Linked DNA regions of Homo sapiens: region 1 is linked to region 2. Evidence: chromatin loops called from intact Hi-C (ENCODE). Cell type or tissue: dorsolateral prefrontal cortex. All regions are shown on one strand. Links, peaks and the distances in the headings refer to the core of each region. The heading gives the core; the rest is flanking DNA. Region 1 overlaps ARHGEF4 (Rho guanine nucleotide exchange factor 4). Region 2 overlaps ARHGEF4 (Rho guanine nucleotide exchange factor 4).

Region 1 (8,649 bases), core at 1,809-5,808, 160 kb after region 2:
GGAGAAAACAAAAAAGAATAAGGGAGATATGTTGTTCCAAGGTTTGGTTGGTTGGGGTGGATAGGGGTGGCTCATATTTTATGCAAGACAGAGAAGGACCCCTGAGAAGGTGGCATGATTATTTATATATTTATTCTTTTGAGACAGAGTCTCGGTCTGTCACCCAGGCTGCATTGCAGTGGTGCCATCATAGCTCACTGCAGCCTTGGCCTACTGGGTTCAAGCAATCCTTCCACCTCAGCCCCCCAAGCAGCTGGAACTAGAGGCATGTGCACCACCACGCACGGCTCCAGGAGGCATGACTGGGCAAGCCAATGCCTGTTTGGGATCGCTAAGCCTTAGAAGTCTGGCACTCTGGAGAAGTGAATGAAAAGCACATCCCATGATAACTATGTGAAGCAATGCATGTGTGAATTAGCTCAAGTTAGGCTTTCCACAACACATGCACATTTCAAAACATGTTGTGTACACTAAATATATACCATATTTATTCGTTAATTAAAATAATAAATCTTAAAATAAATGATTTTTTTTAAAAAAGCACATCCCCTCTCCACTTTCTGCCCCATGGTTCTCTAAGCTATGTACTCATTTGAGCTGGGCCTATTCTAGAACCCCTGCGTCCCCCTTACCCTGGGAGCACCGCTTCTACGCAGCTCCCTGTGAGCTGGAGGGCATGCACGGAGAGCGGGTTGGAGCCTGTGTGTTCTGAGGACCCCATCGCCACCATGGAGGGCTTCCTCATAATCTTACTTTGGCACTAAAAGCCCCAAGTTAGGAATCACTGTACCTAGACCCTTTTATTTTACTCTATCAAATACATACTAATTCTCTGCCCTGACACACATGACTGCATATATTCACACATATCTAAAAACGACAAATAAGATCCATATATTTGTAAGAGCTGCTGAGCCTTTACTTCAGGAGAAAGGACAACCCTGAAAGATCACACAGGCTTTGGGATCATCCAGAACTGGGTCCACATCCCACCTTCCCCTCTAGTTAGCTGGGCAAGTTACTTTAACTCTCTTAGATTTTGTTTGCTCATCTTTGAGTGGGAGCTAATAATACCTATCTCTTTGAAAAGATGATCATGGCTGGGCGCGGTGGCTCAAGCCTGTAATACCAGCACTTTGGGAGGCCGAGGCGGGCGGATCACAAGGTCAGGAGATCGAGACCATCCTGGCTAACATGGTGAAACCCCGTCTCTACTAAAAATACAAAAAAATTAGCCGAGTATGTTGGCGGGCCCCTGTAGTCCCAGCTACTCAGGAGGCTGAGGCAGGAGAATGGCGTGAACCGAGGAGGCGGAGCTTGCAGTGAGCCGAGATCGCGCCACTGCACTCCAGCCTGGGTGACAGAGACTCTGTCTCAAAGAAACAAACAAAAAAAAGATGCTCATACAAAGTACCTAGCACACAGTCAGTCCCACAGAAAGCGTTCTCTAAGTGCTGGCATTTCCATAAGCTAGGACCTGAGTCCTCCATCCACTCGGCAGCATTCATGCGGTGCTCCTACTGCCTGTCAGGCAGCGTCCTGTGATGCAGCCCCTCCAAACCCTAGGCCGCCTGTGCCCCCAGGAGGCTGTAGAGCAAGACAGACAGCAAACAAGCCATGGCAATCCAGGGTGACACATGGAGGGAATCACCTGCGGGGTGAGGACATGGGGAAAGCCTACCCTATGAGCGGCTGAACCAACTAGAAGGTAAGGTTCCTGGCTGGAGAAAAAGCTGACATTCCAGGTAGAGGTGACATGTTAGGGAAAGGCTGGAGGCATGTGCCACGCAGTGAAGCGGCGTGATGGGAGTTACAGAAAGAGAAAGAGAGCCAAAGAAGAATGGGCTGAAGTTAAATGGTCTTGTCTGCCACACTAGGGAAGCTGGATTGGTGTTAAAGACTGGCTTCCATATGGAGACATAACTAGAGTGGGCATGACTGGAGACCACAAAATATGTTAGGAGGCTGCCCAGAAGCAAGTGTGGGAGCCGGGAGGGAGAGAAATGAGACTGAGTTTGATCCACTTGCGGAATATCTTGGTAGGAGCTATGGGTTAAGTGTGTCCCTCAGAATTCATGCCTTGGAAATTTGATCCCCAGCATGGCAGTGTTGGGAGGTGGCGAAATCTAAGAGGTGATTTGATCATCGGGGGGATTAATGCTGCTCTAGAGGGACTAGGTTAATTCTCCTGGGAGTGAGTGAGTTCTTGCAGGACTGAATTAGTTGCCATGAGAGCTGGTTGTTAGAAAGTGGGGCCACACTTTCACAATTGCCTGCTTTCCCTTCCACTTCTCCACCAGCTGTTGATGCAGAAAGGGGCTCTCATCTGAAGCCAAGCAGACGTGGCTGTCTGATCTTGCACTTCCCAGCCTCCAGAACCATCAACCAAAATAAACCTTTTTAAAGATTACCCAGTCTCAGGTATTCAGTTATAGCAACAGAAAACTGACTCAGACAGTAGGTATCCAGGAGGTGGTCAGATGGAAAAGAGTGATATCGGGGCTGGAGACTGATGTGGGGCCATCGATCTGTAGATAAAGCCAAGCAATGCGCTAATCTAGAGTTTGTATGTGGAGGAACAAGAGAATAAGGCTGATGGAAAAGCCCTAAGGGACAGCCACAAGACAGAAGAAATAGAGCTCATGAGAGAAAAAGAATACAAAGGGAACAAGGGAGAAGGAAAATCAGAATATTTTCTAATTTTAAAGTCATCTTCCAGAGGAATGATGTCAGCAAAATAGCAGACTAGAGAACTCCAACAGAAACATCAAAAAACGAACCAGAGTTGCCAGAACCAACTTTGTAGGAGACCTGGAAAACAACCAAAGCTTATGGCAATTACATGCCATATGCACAACTTGGATGAGTCTCTAGAGAATAATGCTGAGCAAAGAAATTCAAACCCAAAATGGTACATACTATATGGATCCATTTTATACTATTCTTGAAATGAAAAAATTATAGAAATGGACCGCAGATCTGTGGGTTGTCAGCGGTGAAAGATGGGGAGGTGGCAGTGGTTATGAAAGAAGGGCATGACCAATGCTGTGGTGATGGCAATGTTCCATGTGGCTGTCCCTGTCAAGATTCTGGGTGTGAGACTGTGCTAAATTTTGCAAGATGCTACCAGTGGGGGGAACAGTAAAGGGTACATGATAGATCTCTGTATTATTTCTTAGAACTGCATGTGAGTCTATAATTATCTCCTTAAAAAGTTTAACTTAATTATGAAAGCAGTCGTATTCCCACTCACTAGCTGAGTCCTCAGAGTACCCTTTAAGGAATTTTGAGCAGACTTTGTTTATTTGTCATGTAAGAAAGAAAAGGTGCAGAGACATGATCCCTCCAAGGCCACACAGACAGAGGCGTGCTGAGCACACACCTTGTGGGCCTGAGGAGGGCCTGGCCATGTCAGCAGAATGACTTGGGAACAGAAGGCTCCTCAGCTCCCCACCAATGTGCTTCCACCAGGATTCCTGGGACCTGTTTTCCCAACACATGAGGAAGAAACAAGAGGATAAACTGTTGGTACAGCCGCCTTGTAGTTTGTCTACTGAAAAGGAGAAAGAACAGAATGCAACAGAACCACCAAACATCTGCAGGGACTGAGCCTCCGTTTTTGCTGATAGGGAGATCCCCCAGCGTGGGGTGAGTCGCTGGGGCAGAACAGTTGGTAAGCTGCTCGTAAAAAGGAGAGTTAAAAGCTACTTCTTTTAATTAGTGAAAGAAAAACCAGGGTTGAATTGAGGAATTGAGCTGCTGGGCCCAGGATGGCTAAGGCAGAGGCAGACAAAAACATCCACATCCCTCCTGAATCTGGAGAGCCAGCCAGTTTCAAAGCACCCAGGGCTTTCATCAACCCAGGAAAACGTTAGATGCAATCTATCCGGCAGGGGGCACCAAGGAACCCCAAACAGCTGTCACTTCCTGCAAAGCGGCCTGGATGAAATCAGATGGACCAGGGAACTTAGGGGTACCTGGAAATCCAAGACAGTATGGCCTGCACCAAACCCCACCCCTCCAAAGTGTTCATCACCCACCTAGCCCCAGGATCACTCGATCTGGCTTCTGAAAGGCAGCTTGGTATTCTAAAAAGAAGCCGCTAGCCACTAACTGGAATTAGACAGATGTCCTACTTAGTTCTGTCATTAGTTAGCTAAGTAAAAAGTGGGTCTTCTTTTCTTTTCCTTTTTTTTTTTTTTGAGATGGAGTTTCACTCCTGTCTCCCAGGCTGGAGTGCAATGGCGCAGTCTCGGCTCACTGCAACCTGCTTCCCAGGTTCAAGTGATTCTCCTGCCTCAGCCTCCCGAGTAGCTAGGATTACAGGTGCCCGCCACCATGCCCAGCTAATTTTTGTATTTTTAGTAGAGAAGAGGTTTCACCACGTTGGCCAGGCTGGTCTCGAACTCCTGATCTCAGGTGATCCACCCGCCTCGGCCTCCCAAAGTGCTAGGATTACAGGCGTGGCCACCGTGCCCGGCCTATTTTCTTCCTTCATAAGATGGGAGTAATGCTGATGACAGTATTTGTTGAACCTTTGCCACAGGCCAGCCTTATGACAACCATATGAGGTGTGCACTGTATCGCCATTTGACAGATAATGAAGACACAGCACAGACAGATCAAGTGGCTTTTCCCAGTCACACCAGCTAGGGAGTGGAGGGTTTGAATCCGGGCACTTTGGCTCCAGAGCCTGTGTGTGCCCATTCCCCTGGAGACTGGGGAAGGCAGCAAAAGAGCACGAGTGCCCACAGCCCTGCCTTGGCTGCCTGACTCAGAGGCTTGCTGCCTTGCAGCCTCTAAAGGTGTGCTCCACAGGCGAACACCCCAAGCCTCTGCATGCATGCCCCAGGTAGGCATGTGGATGGTGCAGGCATGTGTGTGCTGGGCCAGCTGCAGGCAGGGCTCAGGGCTGGCTCCACACAGGCAGGTGACCACGAGACCTGACCTCAGCCCCCAAAGTGCACCAAGGCCCCGTGAGGTGCTGCTGCTCCCAGCTGACACATACGGAGTTTGTGTCCTGGCCCATTCTTCTCCTCTGCTCCTTTGTATCGCCTCCCTTGCAACCCATAATCCCGAAACAACAGGGAAATTCTTCCCTCTGCTGAGGATCTGGCAGGAAAACAGTCTCCTTTCCAGTGACTTCTTTAGAAACCCCATTAAAAGACTTGCAGAAGTCAGACAAAAGAACTTGCCAGCAGTAAGATTTGCGATTGTACCCAGTGGTCACGGGGACGGGACACACAATTGGCGTGATTCAGCTCAAACGAGGAGGTGCGGAGGAGGGCTGGGGATGGCAGGAACCTAAGTCCCGGAAAGGGGCCTGGGCAGGGGGCCTGGGGGGACCCTGCTTTGGATAGAAGTACCTGGGGCTGCAGGAGCCACCAGGGCTGGGTTTCCCAAGACAGCCTCAATTTCAAACGTTCATCTGCCGTCAGTCGCATGCTCCTGGTGCCTTCTGGAGTCAGGGTAGGCTTTGCAACAGGGATCAGGATAGGGTCACGCCTGATGCTGGGCCCATGTCGCTCACACACCCTCTCTGCCAGCTCCCTGAAGCTTGAGCCCTGTGTTTTGATAACAAGCAGAGGAAGAGCTAATCCACTTTATCAACATGGCCAACTGCTAGAAATAGGCTTTAACTCATTTTTATAAGGCTAAGCCTATTTCCAGCAGAGGAAGGAGCTAACAGTTTATTCCCAGCTGGGCCGATTGCCTGCCCTGACCTGAACCGCGCTGCGGTGCTGCGAGGCCCTGTTGCTCCATTTTGCAGATGCACAGCTGGTGTTCTGCTAGGCTGAGTGCTCACCTGAGGCTCACAGCTGATAGGCATGTGCCAAGATCATCATGACGCTGGATAGGCTCCCACACCCACCCTGTTCCATGGATCTTTATTTGGGGGGAAGAATTAACCTCAAAACCAGGGAGATAAGGTCTCTCCATTTTTCCTTCTCCACTGGCAAGAGTTAAGAAAAAGTGCTTGATTTTTCATTAATGAGGGTTCAAAAGGTCTCCAGTGTAGGGGAGAGTGGACCTGAGTTTCCCAGGTTGCTGGCATGAAGCATCCCCTGAAATAGTGTCCACAGGATTTGGAAGACAACAAATGAAGGGATGAGTGATCAGATGATTTTGGAAATGCTATAAAGTTAGATTTTTTTTCCTAAAAATTTCTGAAAGCAGGTGTGTGTGTGTGTGTATGCATATATATATGTATGTATATATGTGTATATATATATGTATATATATATATTTTTTTGAGACGGAGTTTTGCTCTTGCCGCCCAGGCTGGAGTACAATGACTCGATCTTGGCTTACCGCAACCTCTGCCTCCCGGGTTCAAGCAATTCTCCTGCCTCAGTCTCCCGAGTAGCTGGGATCACAGGTGCCCACCACCAAGCCTGGCTAATTTTTGTATTTTTAGTAGAGACAAGGTTTCACCATGTTGGCCAGGCTAGTCTCGAACTTCTGACCTCAGGTGATCCGCCCACCTCGGCCTCCCAAAGTGCTGGGATTACAGGTGTGAGCCACTGCGCCCAGCCTCTTTGAAAGCCTTTGTATATTAATGAGCATTTTAAAGCTCTAGGTGTAGGAAGCTGAGGTTTAGAAAAATCCTTTATCCAGGCCATTGTGGGGTTGAGAGAGCTGACCTGTGCCCCAGCTCAGCAACCCACAGGCGGGGCCCCTTTATGCCCCCCAGAGGCTTTCATGGGTAAAGTGAAGTGACTGTTGGAGCTCGTCTCCCACTGACACCCATGACTGCAGATATGCTTCTAGGGAGCCCCTGAGCACACTCTGATGTTCACCACGGCTTACCTAGCACCAGCCACTTCCTCCGCAAACCTCAGTTCCTGGGCTGACAGCACTTAGATCTAGGAGAGCTGAGGAGGCAGGAGACCTGGAACACCTGCCCCACCCTACCCTGCACCTAGCCAAGAGTCAGCCAGCTTCGAGCTCCCCTGGGAAGCCTTCCCTGCTTTCCCTTCTCTGCCACCACCGCCAACCCCCATGTCTCGCTGGGTGACCGTCTGCTGCTTCCAGGTTACTCTGGCTCATCTTGACCATAGCCTTGTAAGAAATTAGATACCTGGCACATAAGGAGCACCCCCAAAGTGAGTTCCCTTCCCCTCCCCAGGGATGGAAGACCTTGGTTTCCACCCTGGCTTCATCCCTGACTGTTGGTAACTGGGGCAGTTGTTTCATTCTTTGACCCTCACTCACTTCAAGGTGCATGGTTCTGAGAAGGTCATATGAGATTGGGTGCAGGAAAATGAGGGCCGCACAAACACAAAGCCTCAAAGGGAAGGAACAGGGCTGAGGGCCCCTTCCTGCCCCCTCTCCTGGGCAGTGTCCTGGCAGCTAGGGACCCTGGAGGGCTCCCCTCAGCTGAGCCATCCCCAGCCCTGCCCCTGTACACTTCATGCCCATTCCTGCTTTTCCATCTCAGCATGCCCGTTGCTCCATCTGAAACACATCCCACTCGTGACATCCAGTCCTACCAAAGGGCCTACCCTGCTCCCGGGGGCTAGGTCCCATCTCGTCTGTTCAGCGTTGTCCTTGCCCCTTCAGCCTACCCTGGGCTGGGGAGGAGGTGCCACAAGAGGGAAAAGCAACAATACCCATGGAAGAAACAGTGGGCAGGCCTCCCACCCTCCAGCAGCGTCTTTCTCTGAGGCCCTGCAGGGGTTGACAGCAGAGGGCGAATATTGTTCTCAGTGGCAGGGAGACGTTCACACTGCCCCAAAACGCTGAGCCTCTTCAGCAGATGTACCCAGAAAGGCAAATAATGGAGCTTTTCAGCTGTTGCCAGAGCCAGCCTGAGAGCTCAGCGGGTCCCGCTGGCCACACCGGGTTCCACGGAGGGGGCCTTGTTCAGCACCCCATGTGTGCACACAGTGAGGGTCCAAGAAACAGCTCTGCTCCCAGTCTGAGCCTCTGGCCCCCAAGCTTAACACCGAAAACACAAAACCATTCTCCACCTTTTCCTTTCAGGGTTTCAGGTGGCCTCAGTAAGAGGCGGCCGTTCCCTAGCTGAGGGACGACTTGGTCTGAATGCGGATATGTCAGCTCCCCGCTCTGGCCGGGCTGCCCGTGACTGCTGCCTGGCATTCCCCTGCCTCACTAGCTTCCTTTCATACCCTCTCTTCTCTCTAACTGCAGAGGTCATTGTTCCCCAGCAGCTTCTACACTCCTTCGAATTCTAGACACAGTCCCTGAGTCATCTCGTGCCATCACAGATTCAAGCACTGCCTATGTGCTGGGCACAATCAAATAGCTACTGCCAGCTGCCTTCCCAGACTCAGGGGCCTCACTGCTCACCAAGATTCCCTGCTTATCTCAGGGGTAACTCCCTCTTCAGTCAGTGACACCACCAGTGACCCAGCTGATGAAGGCAGAGACCCGGAGCCCTGCGAGACTTCCTCCCTCACCCATTCCACATCTATCCGGCTCCAAGTTCTGTGGGTTACAGCTCCTGAGTGTTCTTTCCTATCCTCACACCACTGCCTCTGCTGTACCTTCCATCACCGGCACAGATTACTTCTCAGCTTCCCAACCACTCTGCAGGCCTCCACCCTTACTCCTCCTACTCTCTCTGTGGCCAGACAGATCTTTCTAAGCCTCAAATATGACAGCTGTATCACATCACTCCCTCCA
Region 2 (8,649 bases), core at 2,641-6,640:
GCAGCCCCCACTCCCCACAGGGCACAGAGGACAGAAGGACCCTGTGACACACGTGCCACCACGCCCCTCAGGCACCCGCTCGGCGACACCCCCGGACCAGGCCCTGGTAGTGAGCACATGGGGTGGAAGGAGGCCTTCCCTCCGCGACCAGTGCGGAGGCCGCGGGTGGCAACGGCTGGAGTGCCGTCGCCCGCGCCACTCACCCCGGCGCGGCGCCCTGCGCGGCCGCTCAGCGGAAGGCCAGCAGGAAGATCAGTACGACGTTGATGAGAACCAGGAGCGCCAGCACGGCGGAGACCACCACGCGCTGGGCGCCGGGGGGCAGGTTGCAGCGCAGCAGGGCGCGCAGGGCGTTCCCGGGCGCCGCGGGGCCGCGCCGGGGCTGCGGGGCCCTCGCCATGGCGCCCGGCCTCCCGCTCCGTGCGGCCCCGAGATCCCGCCGCACAGGGCCGAGCCGGTGGCCCGCAGCGCCCGGGGAGAGGCGGGGCGCCTGCGCTCGCGGGCCTGGGGCTCCTCCCGCGAAGCCGGCGCCGTGCGCGCGGCGCCTCCCAGGCCCCAAGCCCTGGCAACCCTGGCAACCAAGCCGGCTGTGCGGGCGGGGGCGGCGGCGGCGGCGGGCTGGAGAGGCTCAGAGGGACCGCGGCGGCTCGGGCGTGCGCTGCGCTGCGCCCTTGGCACCTCCTTGGAAAGGGTCGGGAATCTCCACGCCGGCACAGCAGTCCTGGCCCTGGGCTGGCCAGTGGCACAGATGGCCACGGGGGCGCTCGGGGATGCCCCGGGACCTCCTCGTTTCAGAGATACAGAGGCCAAAACGCCTGGCACCGGCGCTTTGGGGAGGGATGGGCCAGGGACTCTGATTCCTTACAAGGACTGGCCGCAGGCCCCCACTTCACAGATGAGTAAACGTGGCTCTGAAAGGTTAGGGATTCTGCTCAGTCATAAAATCGCGCAGGAATGCAGGGATGGCGGAGGCAGGATTTAAACTCCGGTGGGAGCGATCCACCCTGAGGGGCCCCTCTTCACTGACCGCAGCGTCCGAGCAGCATTGTGTTCCTTTGGAAAAGCCAGGCGTCCAGGGCTTCCTCTGCCTCCACTCGACACAGCCTGCAACCTTAACCCTGTAGGTTTCAAAGCTCTTGTGCAAGAGCTCTCATTCTATCCTTAAGAATGACAGCCCAGGTACAGTCAGTGTGTCCTTCTGAGAGATAAGAAGACTGCAGGGGAGAGGGCTAAACACTCCGCTCAGGCATGGGCAGAGATTTCTGGGCAACAAGCTCAGTGCTTTGAATCCTGGAGCAAGAAGAGTTCCTGGAGGGCAGGGAGGGGCGCACAGAGGGAATGTGTGCAGACTGGGTGTTCCCATGGGAGTGACTTTGTATGCTCTGATCTCTCTGTGTGTGGCCAGCTCTTGGCCACCCCTTGCAAAGATAGGTGAGTGTACCCTGAATGTCACCATCCTGTTGACTGTAAAGCAGAGTGGATGCCACATGTGTGTGCATGTGTGTACACAAGGGGTACCTGTGTGTGCATGGGCATAGGCACCTCTGTGTAAGGGGATACCTCTGTGTGTATATACATATGGGTACCTGTGTGTATGTGGGTGGGGTTTCCATGCATGTGCCTATGTACAACATGTGGGTGCCCGTGTGTGTGTGCAGAGAAGTGTCAGGGATGTGTCCAGAGAGGCTGTGTGCCTCCCTCACATCTGAAGGTTCAGCCTGGGCCCATCCGCCTGGTGTACTGCTCATGCCCAGTTCTTTAGAAAACGCTGGTCTGCAGGTTTGCTCCCCCAAGCTGTCAGGAGAATTGGGGGGATCAGAAGACATCTAAAGTCTCGCTGGTACCCCCAAATCCCAGCAGTCCTCTAGTAAGATGGTGATGTGTCCTCTCATGGGGTGTGGCTTCGAACCCCTGACGTGTGGATGCTTCATTGTGCACCTGTGGCCTCTGAACAGCTGGCCACCCAGAAGGGTACATGTCCTCTGGGCCCTGGGTACAGTGGGTCGGTGAGCTGGATGGCCGGCAAAGGCACTGAGTGCTGGAGGGTCTACAGCAGCCTGCTCGGCCACTGGGCCAGGCCTGGGCAGGCAGGGGTTGGTTCTTCAGCCCCAGCTGAGTGCTGCGCACATCCTCTGCCCCATGCACAGCAGGGCAGCCTGGGGAGGACTGAAGGTGGCTGAAGCACCCCTGACTGAGGACTGAGCAGGGTCCTTCTCCCTGCCTAGGGGCCCCCAGCCTCTATATCCCAGAGAGCTGGGTTTATGGCAGGAACGGCAGTGGTAACAGCTTTCCTATGTGAGTTTCATGACCAAAAACCTAACAGAAAAGCTTGAAGGCAGACAGGGTGTGGTGGCTCACAACCTGTAATCCCAGCACTTTGCGAAGCCAAGGCGGGCAGATCGCTTGAGCTCAGGAGTTCGAGACCAGCCTGGGCAACATAGTGAAACTCCATCTCTACAAAAGATACACATATTAGCCAGGAGTGGCGGCATGTGCCTGTAGTCCCAGCTACGAGAAAGACTGAGGTGGGAGGATCACTTGAGCCTGGGAGGTGGAGGTTGCAATGAGCCAAGATTATGCTTCTGTACTCCAGCCTGGGTGACAGAGTGAGACCCCGTCTCAAAAAAAAAAAAAAAAAAAAAAGAAAAAAGAAAAGAAAAGAAAAGAAAGCTTGAAGGCAAAGGCCTAGGCCCTTGAGGGGTTGGACAGACAGCTCCCACCAGGGAGGGGAGTGGCCCAACTAGGCTGGTGGCAGGACTGAGGTGCAAGCAGAAGGGAGACATAGGTGTCTGGGGCAGATGAGGGGTGAGCCCCCAGTGCTGTGGCTTTGGGAGGACAAAGGGAAGAGGAAAGCCACTTTGGAGGGGCTGGCCACCAGGTGACCTTGCAGCCCTGCGCAAAAGTGGCAGCAGTGGCCCCAAGGGACTGTGAGCTGCTCCTGCCCCGCCTCATGGAGCACCTAAGCCCAGCTTGCTGTCCAGCCTAATGAGGATGAGTACAAGGTATCTGCAGCACTGACAGCCATCAGGCTCCTCCCTGGGGCTGAGGAGGGGGAATAAGAGCCAGGTCAGGACTGGGGAGGGATGTCCAGCGGCACGGGAACTCAGGGAAGACAAAAACACCTGGAGCGAGTCAGAGTGACTCCATGAGGGGTGACCAAGAGCTGGCCTCATGTCCTATAGCATCCTCGGGTTGTCTCATGGAGAATGCCAGGAGAGCAAGGGCAGTGACCCTGCCCTGGGGACATCTGTCCCCAGGCCGGACCTGGCTCTTGTTCCCCCTCCTCGGCCCCACAGAGGAGCCTGATGCCTATCAGTGCGCCAGACACCTCGTGCTCATCCTCACCAGGCTGGAAGACGAGCTGGGCTTAGGCACTCCATGAGGTGGGGCAGAAGCAGCTCACAGGATGCTGCAAGACATGAGGCAGGGGACAGGCTGCTGTTCACAGGTGCCAGTGGGCAATGGGAGACCCTAGACCTCCCCAGCAGGAGCCAGGCCGTCCTCTCCCCTGGTCACATCATGGCTCGCACTGGCAGCACTGCCCACACGGTGGTGGTGGTGGGGAGGGAGCTGGGTGGTCACTCTCACTGACAGGCGCTTCTGGCTTTAGCTTCAGAAAAAGTCCAGGGGGCTTAGGGTGGCCTCAGGCCTGACTGCAGGGGCACAGTGCAGCCCAAGAGAGTCAAGGGGGAGGGCGAGGAACTGGGCAGACAGGCCCAGGCCTGGGCCATGGCCTTGGGGGTAGGCCCTAGAGGGGCCAGTGCTGGAAGAAGAGAGTACACTCCTGGGCACTGAAAACACTCAGCGTCTGCATTCCTTAATTTGCCTGGCAGGGACTGGACACTCACGAGGGGCAGGGCACAGGGAACTCAAGGAATGCAGAAGGAACGAGACATTGTGCCTGTTTGCACGTTCCTCAGGCCCATATGGGACAATGCAGGGGCCCACACAGACACGGCCTGTGGGCAGCTCCCTGCAGGCAGGACTATGGCTTCTGCACAGCTGCATCCTAGGACCTGGTGCGTCCCTGACGCAAGTACTCACTACACACGTTACATGTATGCAACACACACCCACACCCTTTATGTACAGCACGTGCACACACATCTGTGTGCAAGCATAAAAATCACTCCTCATGTACCTGGAATGCAAACTGCCTCGCGGCTCTGCCCCGAGTGGGCCGCTCTCCAGGCCAGAGGGTTTGCATTCGTTCTGCTTAGGAAATTGCAAGGTGGTTTCCCCTTCTGAGGGAGGCATCTGGCTAAATTGTGACCCTTTCTTGTTCATGTTGATGTCAAACATCTTAGATATTCCTTGGCCAAAGCATCTTAGAATGAACAACTTGTCAAGGAACTGAGAGCTCAAAAAGATAAGAAAGGGCCACAATTTAGCCCCTACATATTCTTAGAAAATAGAAGTGAATGTGTGATTTTAGGGCAAGCCAAATATTATTTAGTAAGGACTTTTTTCTGACACCTGTTGCTTTGCTCATCTCTAGATATTAAAGTCACGCTAACCCCCAGCAAAGCTTCTGGCTGAGCCCGTGGGAGTGCTGCCCTGAAGGCCCGGGAACTGGCCTGTCGCAGGACAATCACTTCTTATCTTTTCAGTTTCTGATGAGTGAGTCCACTTAATGCTTCTGGCGGCTCCTAACAGGCAGGCACCACCTTTCCTGAGTCTGCAGTGCAAGCTAGGCACAGTGAGGGCTCCGGTGTCACATCCACCCACAAAACACAGAGATGGCCTTGCTGCAGCGCTGTGCTGGACCCAGAGAGGCCTCCAAGCCCAGGCCTGCCCTTCTTACTGCCTCTCTCAGGACAGCCTTTCTACATGAGGATCTGGAAGCACTGGTAGCCTTCATGAGGCGCGTGGATGCCATCTGGGACAGGAGCCAGCCTCCCCAGCACCAGCCTGCAGCATCGCAGGAGACGGGCTCCCTCTGCCTGACTTCCTGCTCTCCTCTGTGATGTGTGTGTCCTTCTCCCTGGGGACACGCGCCCTAAACGTTAAGGCAAAGCAGCAACACTCCGTCTGCTCAGCAACCTCCAATGCCAGGAGAGACCTCTGAACCAAACAGGACCAAACAGGCGCTTACACAATCCAAATCTAAATTGCCTGCCTTTCCCTCAGAAAGATGACAGAGCCTCATTTTTTGGGTTATTTTTTCAGAGAAGTCCTGGCTCTTGGCCTTTCTCGGCCAAAGCATCTTAGAATGAACAACTTGTCAAGGAACTCAGAGCCCAAAAAAACACCTCTTCGCCAGCAGCAAGATGTGACAATCCATAATTTTATCCTCAGGTAGGAGACACACAACTATGAAATGCAGACACAAGATCAACGCAGCCATAAGGCCAGCCATGGAACCCCCACCTCTCCGGAGTCCTGAGGGCTTTGGTTGGGATGATCACCCTCGTGGTTGGAGATGTACTGAGAGCTCACCCTGCTGGGTGTGTGCAGTCAGTTACCATCAGCCCTGCACAGCCTCACACCATCTGGTGTCACAGCCATGTGAACCAGCTCAAACGGTCACTGCTCAGTGCTCCATGCCCCACATCTGACAGGCCCCCTCGGGGTCCCCCTGCTGGACCGAGCCCCAAGATGGAGGAGGCAGCCTGAGTCTTCCAGAGAAAGTACAACTGGCCGAGTGTGGTGGCTTACGCTTGTAATCCCAGCACTTTGGGAGGCTGAGGCGGGCAGATCACCTGAGTTCAAGAGTTTGAGACTAGCCTGGCGAACATGGTGAAACCCTGTCTCTACTAAAAGTACAAAAATTAGCCAGGTGTGGTGGCGGGCGCCTGTAATCCCAGCTACTTGGGAGGCTGAGGCAGGAGAATCACTTGAACCTGGGAGGCGGAGGTGGCAGTTAGCCGAGACCACTGTGCCAATGCACTCCAGCCTGGGCGACAAGAGTGAGACTCCATCTCAAAAAAAAAAAAAAAAGGAAAAGCACAACCATTCCTTGTGAATTCTGCTTCAGGTGGCATCATTTCAGAACACCTTCCATCCCAAGTAGCTTACGAAGAGGCACTTAAAAAGAAAGGTTTTGTTGGGAAAGCTTATTTACATGTTTATTTTTTATGCACCATGGATTTTGAGTAGCGCATTATTTAACGACTGTTTTATTTTTATTTTTGAGATGGAGTTTCACTCTGTTGCCCAGGCTGTAGTGCAGTGGCACGATCTTGGCTCACTGCAACCTCTGCCTCCCAGGTTTAAGCTATTCTCCTGCCTCAGCCTCTCGAGTAGCTGGGATTACAGGTGCCCGCCACCATGCCTGGCTAATTTTTGTATTTTTAGTAGAGATGGGGTTTCAGTGTTGGCCAGGCTGGTCTTGAACTCCTGATCTCAGGTGATACACCCGTCTCAGCCTCCCAAAGTGCTGAGATTATAGGCGTGAGCCACCATGCCCGCCCTTAATGACTGTTTTAAATCATCATCTAGAGCTGGGCCTCTAGGAGGAGTTCATGGGCCTTTGATTCCACTCCTCTGTCCAGTGGGTAAGGAGGACGCCACCCTCCTCACTGGCTTCTGAGAAGCCCCCCAACTCATTCATTCACAGAAAAGTCTAACTCTTCCAAAATTGATCTCTTCTTAAGGAAAAACCTGTGTGCTATAAGATCCTGGGTTGTCAGAGTCCAGTTTTAATGAAGCAGAAACACACCAGTACCTCCTGACTAGAGAACATGGCATTTGCTATGGGCATGTGCTTGTGCTGGTCAACTGGTTACACTTCCATGACGTTCAACAACACCCTCCAGTTAAGTAAAAGAGGCTGAGAAAGTAGGAGGGTGAGTGAGAAAGAGAGGGGCGTTAAAGCATCACGATTCCTCTCTTATTGGGAATGCAAAGGGAGAACTCAGATGGGAACCAGTTTTGCCTGGATGAGGATTCTCATGGATTTCTTCTGCTTCAGTAGGAATAGCAAAAACACAGCAACTTGCACGCAGTTGTCATAGCAACAGCAATACTTCTGAACTCCTGTTGTCAGGAGAGAAAATGGTTTTTCCCTCAACTTGTTCCCAGCCTGCCCAGATGGCTGGTTGGGGGGTCAGGGGCTGGAGTGACTGGAGAAGCCCTAGCCTCCCTTCTACTAAGTAGGACTCCTCCAGCTGGGATGGCTCTTGACAGCTGCTCACTAGGACAGCCCCATAAGGTGGACCAGCACGCTGGCATTGCATCTGCTCTGTGGGCCTCAGGAGGGCACAGGGAGTCCTGTGTTGGACAAACCGTGCTCTTGACACCACATCCCAAATGAGGACTGCAGGCTGAAACTGCGCTGTGTATGGCCAGCACCACCAGCAGCCACATGGAACGTGGACTGTGGGCATCTGGCCTGCATTAGCGTGCTGGAATCTAGCCTGTAGCCCCAGCCTGTCCCTCCCTCTGCCCGTGCAGCCCTGACCCTACCTCATTGATAGCCAGCTGCTCCCCACCCCCTCCAGGGTGGCTGTAGTGGTGGCTGGAGCTGTGCAGGTCATCATACAGGTCCTCCTCGCTCCCCACTTCGTCAGCGCAGACAGCTGTGTCCAGAGCTCCATCAGGCATGGCTGGAAGGAGAGACAGCAGCTGGGCAAAGGGGGCTGGGCTGGGAAGGGCTGAGGGGAGAACACGTGGAGAAGGAGCCCAGTGGGTTCAGGACAAATGCTTCTTCTGCAGGGGGAGCGTGCAGGTTGCAGGGCTAGGTTCTCAAACCATCCTTGCCACAAACATGTGGCCTGGGTGAAAGAATGCACCAACTCACTCACACCACCACCATTAGTCACCCATCACCCAGTCTACAGCAACTTGGCTGACAAGGAAACATAAGTATTCACCATCACACAGCTCGAGAGCCCCTTAGGTTGTATTCAGTGACAAACCATTTTCCATTGTGTTGGCTATAGTATAGGCCCTTAGGAAAAATGTTAACATTTTGTTATGCAATATATATGTGTGTATTCAAAGAAAACATAGTTACATACATGCAAATATGGTTTGAAATTTAATACAATGAACAGTCCTGATACCCATCACTCTACTTAAGAAAAACACCAGAAACTTGACCTTCCATATCTTGTATACTCCATTCCAGTCCCATTCCCATCTCCCTCCTGTAGAGATATTCAAGAGTTAGAACTTGTAATAAATCATTCTCATGCCTTTGTCTTAGCATTTAGTTCTGTCAGTTATGCTAAGTTTTGACCTTGTCTAAAGGGATCCAGCAAATCCACTCTTCTCTGGCTGGCTCTTTTCACTCAACTGTGTGTGTAGCTGTGATTGTTTCATTTTCACTGCCACACAGTCTTGTGTTGTACGAGTCTTTCACATTTTGTGTGTTGGCTGTACTGCTGGAGCAGGGTGGGTCATTCCCTGTGCTGCTGTGGTGGTGCTGCTGGACAGTGTCTGCATGCCTCCTGGGCATGCGTTGGAGGGTTTCTCTAGGACATTGTTTCTCAACCCTGCTTTCATGACGGCCCCACTAAGGAGCACGTTGTTTTCCTAATCCTTTCCTGCCCCTATGAAATCAATACCACAAATGTATTGTGTATTGCTTACGCAATGTGGCATTCTGGAGAGCCATAAACCATCATAATAGCTAAGATATTTGTCCAGTTGGGGAAAATCACCACCCCTGGTGTGAATTCACACTGCTGAGTGTAGACGCCTAGG

The links. Hi-C counts contacts between places; a loop is a spot of excess contacts. Peaks named below come from ENCODE experiments on the same cell type or tissue, not always from the same donor. Only the 100,000 strongest peaks of a DNase experiment are listed, where the experiment ranks them.
Region 1: it touches region 2 in a loop (2.3-fold over the local background); 1 of 110 quality-filtered maps calls a loop at or near these places.

Annotation. Positions count from the first base shown.
Region 1 is chr2:130,869,141-130,877,789 of GRCh38, reverse strand. All of the region lies in intron 1 of ARHGEF4 (Rho guanine nucleotide exchange factor 4), which reads right to left. Among named protein-coding and RNA genes, the nearest start is that of ARHGEF4-AS1, 36 kb to the right of the region's middle. In dorsolateral prefrontal cortex, for the core only: CTCF peaks have their summits at 3,694 and 3,898 (motif pointing right); DNase peaks (open chromatin) are centred at 3,899 and 5,269; H3K27ac peaks cover 3,812 bases.
Region 2 is chr2:131,026,843-131,035,491 of GRCh38, reverse strand. ARHGEF4 (Rho guanine nucleotide exchange factor 4) reads right to left here. Exons shown (of 14, transcript NM_001367493.1): 5 at 7,408-7,547. SMIM39 (small integral membrane protein 39) reads right to left here and starts at 400. Exons shown (of 1, transcript NM_001414894.1): 1 at 230-400. The coding sequence starts at 400. The coding sequence ends at 230. In dorsolateral prefrontal cortex, for the core only: a CTCF peak has its summit at 4,933; a DNase peak (open chromatin) is centred at 4,911; H3K4me3 peaks cover 322 bases; H3K27ac peaks cover 767 bases.